2 separate regions of the Homo sapiens genome follow, and region 1 is linked to region 2. Evidence: chromatin contacts called from ENCODE Hi-C or POLR2A ChIA-PET data. All regions are on one chromosome and are shown on one strand. Each heading gives the region's core, a stretch centred on a gene start or an enhancer-like site at or near the end of the contact. The rest is flanking DNA. Distances are from core to core; before and after follow the strand shown.

Region 1 (3,181 bases), core at 333-2,832, 81 kb before region 2:
CAGAAAGCATGTGGTTCAAAATCCAGGTCATCACATTCCAGAACCTGCACTTTTAATCTGTTTACACTGTTGGTTCCCCATTTTTGGCAGGCAGTTAGGTGGTGGGTTAGGGCATCTCTTCCAGTTGACAAGGGCCATTGCTAATATTATTTAGCAAAGATATTTAACAAACTTTGAAACCACCTGTCTATATCTTCATTTAGCTTGGTCTTTGACAGCTATCAAATGAGAATGTTTTGATGTTTTTGCAGCAATTCTGAGGTGAAGGGCTAGCTCTTTGTTCCCATCTATAAGTTTGTCATTGCAACCCCATCAGAAACAGAAATGATGTGTCTGTTCTTTCATGCGTGATATCTACTGGTGAATATTAATTTAGTGATATGTTTTCGAAGGTCACTGGGGATTGATTTCAAGCTTACTTGTTCATCATTTCCAAAATTCAGCCATTATGCTTAGGCAAGTAAACAAGCAGGACCTTGCCCAGCTCCCTGCTTCTGGTAGTACTGTGATGATGCTCCATGAGTTAACGTAGCAAAGTGACCCTGAAATTACATCACCAAGGTTTTCCAATAATCTGGATGTTTATCTATTCTTGATTTAATATCTTGCTAAAATTCCCCAAACAAAAAATTCCAATAGGTAATATCTCATAATAAAATACTAAAACATCCATAATCGTCAATTGCTTCTGGTTTCTAAAAATTATAGGCTATTTTCCTAATAGGTGCATTCATAACCCAGTCATCATAAACTCCAAGATACTAATTTTGTTCAAAATCTATGGTGATCTGACCCAACTTGAAAGACTCCAGGACTGCTCTGTCCTCTTTCTCTGATACTTATGTGCCCTAGGATAAAGTGTTGCCTACTAGCGAGTCTTTGCCCTTCCTGGTCACTGTATGCCTTGTACAGTTACGTGTTCTGCAGGCTCTGTGTTGATACATGTCCACCTTGTAAGAAAATCCAACTTCCGGGGCCCAGGCCAAAGATGTGTTAATCTAAATCATAGTAACAGTCATGAGACATCACTCTTTCTCTATTTCCAAATTTCCCCCATTTGTTCTTTCAAAGGTTGGCTGTGTGCCTCTGCACAACATGTCAGGGCCAAGAAGTTGCTTCCAGCTCATCTAATCTGGAGAGATGGGATTACCTGTCAGACTTAGATTTTGCTGCTTTTGTAAAATGAGTCTACAGGATAGAGTGGCACAGAGTGGGAGTAGAAAAATAAAACTCTAAGTGACAGACTCTCAAGGGTGAGAAGTTGAACGTGTGAAGCGTTGGGGTTTAAAGACCCTGCAGTCCAGATGGGCTTTTTGTCACCTGTGGGAGCCCACACATAATCACCAGTGGACCCAGCGCCCTGAGTTCAACTGGTCAGTAGCTGCGAGAGAGCAGGAGCCAGGAGCGATCTTCTTTGGAAAAAGCACATTTATTCAAGGGATACACGTCAGGAGACAGCAAGAGAGAAGGTAGAGGGGGGCGAGGTTGGGGAGGAAAAGGGGACGTGGTGAAGAAGGAAGGAAGTGAAGTTCCCTCTGTGGTTAGATGATTAGTCATGAGTAATGTGCTCTTTACATTGTTGTGTTATGTTTTTTGTTGTTGCTGTTGGTCAGAAAGGTTCAAATATGTGTAGACAGAGAATTTTTTTGTGAAAGATCCTACTACTTGAACTGAAGCCATTTTCTGAGGCCGGGAAGCTCGCTTTGTAGAAGGAATTTTAGTGTTATCATCATAAATTTAAAAGAATCAGGCTCTTGTCTTTCCTTGGCCTTGGTTGGTTTGTGTTTTCAGAACAGCTGTGCTATAAAAATATGCCCTCAAACACATGTGCTTTAAGTGGTAGGATCATAGAATTCACAAAGACACACACTTTAAAATGCTGGAGTTTGCAATCCCCAATAGTGATATAATTGTTATGAATTTGCGCCGTACAGCACAGCACCAACACTGATGGAGTAAAACCCACAGGAAATGCAAGAAGAAATATGCAGAAATTCACCGACAATAGGAAACTCAGTTCATGTTAGATCAAGCACATGTGCACACATACAATGTAAAAAAACAAGACCTAAACCAGTAATGAAACGGATCTAATTGCTATATGTCAGATGCTATACTCTCAAATTAGAGAATGAACGAATCCTTTTCCCAAATGATCCAGTAATAGTCATAAAAATGGACTAAGTCAGGCAGAGAGAAAACATCAATTGTTTTTAAGTTAAAATGTACAAACATTTTTATCATAATTCAATAAAATAAGAAGTCAATAATAAAATTAGAAACTAGAGAACAAATAAACAGGGCCGGGTGCAGCAGCTCACACCTGTAATCCCAGTACTTTGGGAGGCCGAGGTGGGTGGATCGCCTGAGGTCAGGAGTTCAAGACCAGCCTGACCAACATGGTGAAACCGTGTCTTTACTAAAAATACAAAAATTAGCCAGACGTGGTGGCACATGCCTGCAATTCCAGCTACTTGGGAGGCTGAGGCAGAAGAATCACTTGAACCTGGGAGGCAGAGGCTGGAGTGAGCCGAGATCATGCCACTGCACTCCAGCCTGGGTGACAGAGCGAGACTCCATCCCAAAAAATAAATAAATAAAGTAAAACCACCACTAAAATATTTTGAAAACTCTTTTTTAATTCTTCTGTCAATGAAAAATCAAAATCAACATCAAAATTGCAGAATATTTAGAAAATAATGATAATTAGAACAATATATATATAAGCCTATGGGGTGCCAGTAAAGCAGCGTTCAGAGAAAAACAGTAGCTTTAGATGTTCATATTGTTAAAAATAAAATATGGAAGGCAAGTACATTAAGCCTGCATTTTAGGAGCTTGAGGAAAAATAACAGAATGAATGTAAGGAAAACAGAAAGAAGTAATTTCTTTTTTTTCTTTGAGACGGAGTTTTGCTCTTGTTGCCCAGGTTGGAGTGCAATGGTGCGATCTTGGCTCACCACAACCTCTGCCTCCCGGGTTCAAGTGATTCTCCTGTCTCAGCCTCCGTAGTAGCTGGGATTACAGGCATGTGCCACCAGGCCCAGCTAATTTTGTATTTTTAGTAGAGACGGGGTTTCTCCATGTTGGTCAGGCTGGTCTCGAACTCCTGACCTCAGGTGATCCACCCGCCTCAGCCCCCCAAAGTGCTGAGATTATAGGCATGAGCCACCATGCCCGG
Region 2 (2,980 bases), core at 83-2,582:
ATTATATCAATTTTATTAATTGTAATGGGAGTATATTTACGTAGCTAACATACCAATGTAAACATAGGCATGATATAAATCTGTAAATTAATAGCAACACTGAAGCTATTTGAAATAACATAGTTACGTTTTGGCCATTAAGATTGACAAATAGGCCAGGTGCCATAGCTCACACCTGTAATCCCAACACTTCAGGAGGCTGAGGCAGGCAGATCTCTTGAGGTCAGGAGTTCGAGACCAACCTGGTCAACAAGATAAAACCCCGTCTCTACTAAAAATACAAAAAATTAGCCAGGTGTGGTGGCACTTGCCTGTAGTCCCAGCTACTTGGGAGGCTGAGGCAGGAGAATCGTTTGAACCCAGGAGGCATAGGTTGCAGTGAGCCAAGGTTGTGCTGCCACACTCCAGGCTGGGACTGTCTCAAAAGAAAAAAAAGAAAAGAAAAGAAAAAAAAGATTAGCAAATACATAATTGGAATAGTTGATATACCTGTTATTTCTACCCTGTCCAACCTACGGGATCTCTTTATGAGTAAATGGAATCAGGGACTTTGAAACTATGCTTAGTGTTACAAATAGCAAGTTATAAAAAAAGTGACCATTTAGAACAGCGTTTCTCAATCTTTTACTCATTACCACCCCTCCGCCAAGGAACCCTTTTTAGACATCTTCCCTAATCAATCCCCCGTATGATTCTAATATCACAGATATAGTGTTTATGTACTACATATATGTATATCTGTGACTTATATATAAAAAGGATTTTTAAAACACACCCCTTAAGAACCAATTTTTATTCATCTGGGGGCAGTATTACCCCTACTGATTTTGAGGATTTAAAAATATAGAGAAAGATAGCAGCCCCCAAATTCCCACTTGGAAAGAGGGTTGTTCTACTTTTCTTGAATCACAGCCAAAAACAATGGGCCTAGATCAAAATAAATACAAAATCATTTTCTGGGATTGGGTGGGGAAAGATAAATCTTCATTTCTAAGCTGACTTTTTTCCCCTGAAAATATTAGTTGTTATCTAACAGCAGTGAGCCTATTACTGACTGAAAGGAAATGTTGACCTTTGGTACTCAGCCCTGTATATGACCATAAACACGACTTCACCCATTACCATCATCACTCACTCATTCACTTCCTGACATTTGCCCAACCAGCTCTGCCTCAGGAGTTAGAGATGCAAGGAAGGATAACACTCAACTTGAATTTCTTCATTCCACTAATGAGACCAGCAATCTTAGAAGTAGTAAAAAAGTAAACAAATCTATGTATTCCAAAACACCTAGAATGTCTAAAGAAAGAAAGTGTATTGCTATTTCTGGAAGAGAAATAAAGCATAACATTGAGAGGCAGTGATTATGAATCACAGCCCTGTTACCGTGTACATAGAGACAATTTCCATTCTTTTGAATAAGCAAACCAACAGCCTGACTTTGGCCATCCACAAGTGTGTCAACAAATCTGCCTTAAAACTGACTTGCAAAAGTTTGAGTTACAACTTTAAAGGGCTCATAAAGGAATGGTGAGATGGTGTCTTGTGGCAGCCAGCTTCTACTTTGAATCTAATTAAGTATTTCAACCACTGTAGGTTAAAACGTTGATTCCCAAATGGGGCTTCCACACGGGAGTTGTAGTTTTTCAAAACAGTTGCCTCCTCCATTTGTTTTTGTCTCCAGCCAGCCTTAAACCTCAGGCACCACCTGCTTTAAAAGTTCCCTTTCACAGCCATGATGTAGTGGGAGGACATGCAGCTTTGGCAAGATCATGGTTCACTGAAAAGCAACTTTGCACTAGCACGCCATTTATTTCTGACATGCTGGCAAAATTGAAAAAGGCTTTAACTCCACAAGGGGTAACATTTTTCTTTAGGAAAATTGTCAACACAGGTAAAACAGCTGTGGGCAAATTAAGAGAAATTAGCTATTGAGTCAAATTCCTGTAGCTTGGGGATGATTTTCATTGACATAAACGTAGTCTAAAGTCATAAAAAGGAGTGTTTCCCAAACGAGATCCAGGGATGCTGATGATAGCGAGTCTGTGATCTATCGTCCATCTGAGAGTGAAGGGGGAAATCACATCATCCCTAACTATTTGGCTGCTCCTACTCTTGTTAACAAGGGCCGAGAGCCCCAGTAAGTAAGTGGTGGGAGGAAGGTCAGCACAGATGGGGATGTGGGGACAAATCACATGCATATGACCACCAAAAAGGGAGCTGATGTCAAACGGTATCCCAGAGGCTGGCCTGGCCAAGCTCCTCAGACAGTCTCCATCTTCTCTATGATTTAAAAGCTGCAAAGAGTATGAATGTTGTGAGAGACAATTTTGATGGTGTAAGTCTTATAAGAAGTCTGGGAAAGAATAATGGCAAAAGCCCCTTTTCACCAACTAAGAAAGAAATTACAGCCTTTCCAAAATTCCTACCCATAAGTCCAGATTTTAAACTTGGCTGCTGTCTATGAAATAATAATAATAATGAGGGCTTCCTTTGTCCAAGAGATGAGTTTCAGGGGAGAGGTAGAAAGAAGACAAAGACAGCAAAACAGATTGTCAGGGTGAAAGTAAGAGTGTAGGTGGCTATGGAGCAAGAGAGAGAATAAAATGTAGTCAAAAGAATCAGAGCACCTAGTGTTGAATTGTTCATTTACATCAACATTTCCAAAAGTATCTTCCCTGGACCATAAGTTAACTATGTTCAGAAATGCATGTTCATCTCTCACATGGTGTTTAACAGTGTCTATTTCTATATTCAATTCTCTAAGGAGTCCTGCAATGTGGGATATTTACTGTTCATTACAATAGACCATTCATGGTGGATGTCAGTTGTGTTATAAAACTAGCTTGTACCAGTTCATGAGAGCTGTTTTTAAATTTTTAGGAATTGGCAAACAGGTGTTAAAAATGTAATTGTTAAAAAATCAGTTATAAAATTACAGTTAAATACATTAAAAACAAAGGAAAATAAGCTCACCCAG

What was found. A loop is a pair of places that touch in the nucleus more often than their neighbours do. ChIA-PET counts read pairs that join two places held with the same protein, here RNA polymerase II (POLR2A).
Region 1: a map of PC-3 shows a loop between it and region 2 (3-fold over the local background). The contact joins two enhancer-like sites. A Hi-C loop is called at or near these places in 5 of 168 maps with a recorded cell type or tissue (Caco-2, HepG2, PC-3 and 2 more). POLR2A ChIA-PET finds 5 or more read pairs at or near these places in 1 of 52 experiments (GM12878).

What each region holds. Positions count from the first base shown.
Region 1 is chr6:2,521,117-2,524,297 of GRCh38, reverse strand. No RefSeq gene overlaps it. Among named protein-coding and RNA genes, the nearest start is that of LINC02521, 110 kb to the left of the region's middle. Within about 2 kb of position 1,582, at least 3 of the 41 ENCODE cell types and tissues checked have a DNase peak (open chromatin) inside an H3K27ac peak, as active enhancers do; they include PC-3, where a contact is called at or near this core.
Region 2 is chr6:2,440,508-2,443,487 of GRCh38, reverse strand. No RefSeq gene overlaps it. Among named protein-coding and RNA genes, the nearest start is that of LINC02521, 190 kb to the left of the region's middle. Within about 2 kb of position 1,332, at least 2 of the 41 ENCODE cell types and tissues checked have a DNase peak (open chromatin) inside an H3K27ac peak, as active enhancers do; they include PC-3, where a contact is called at or near this core.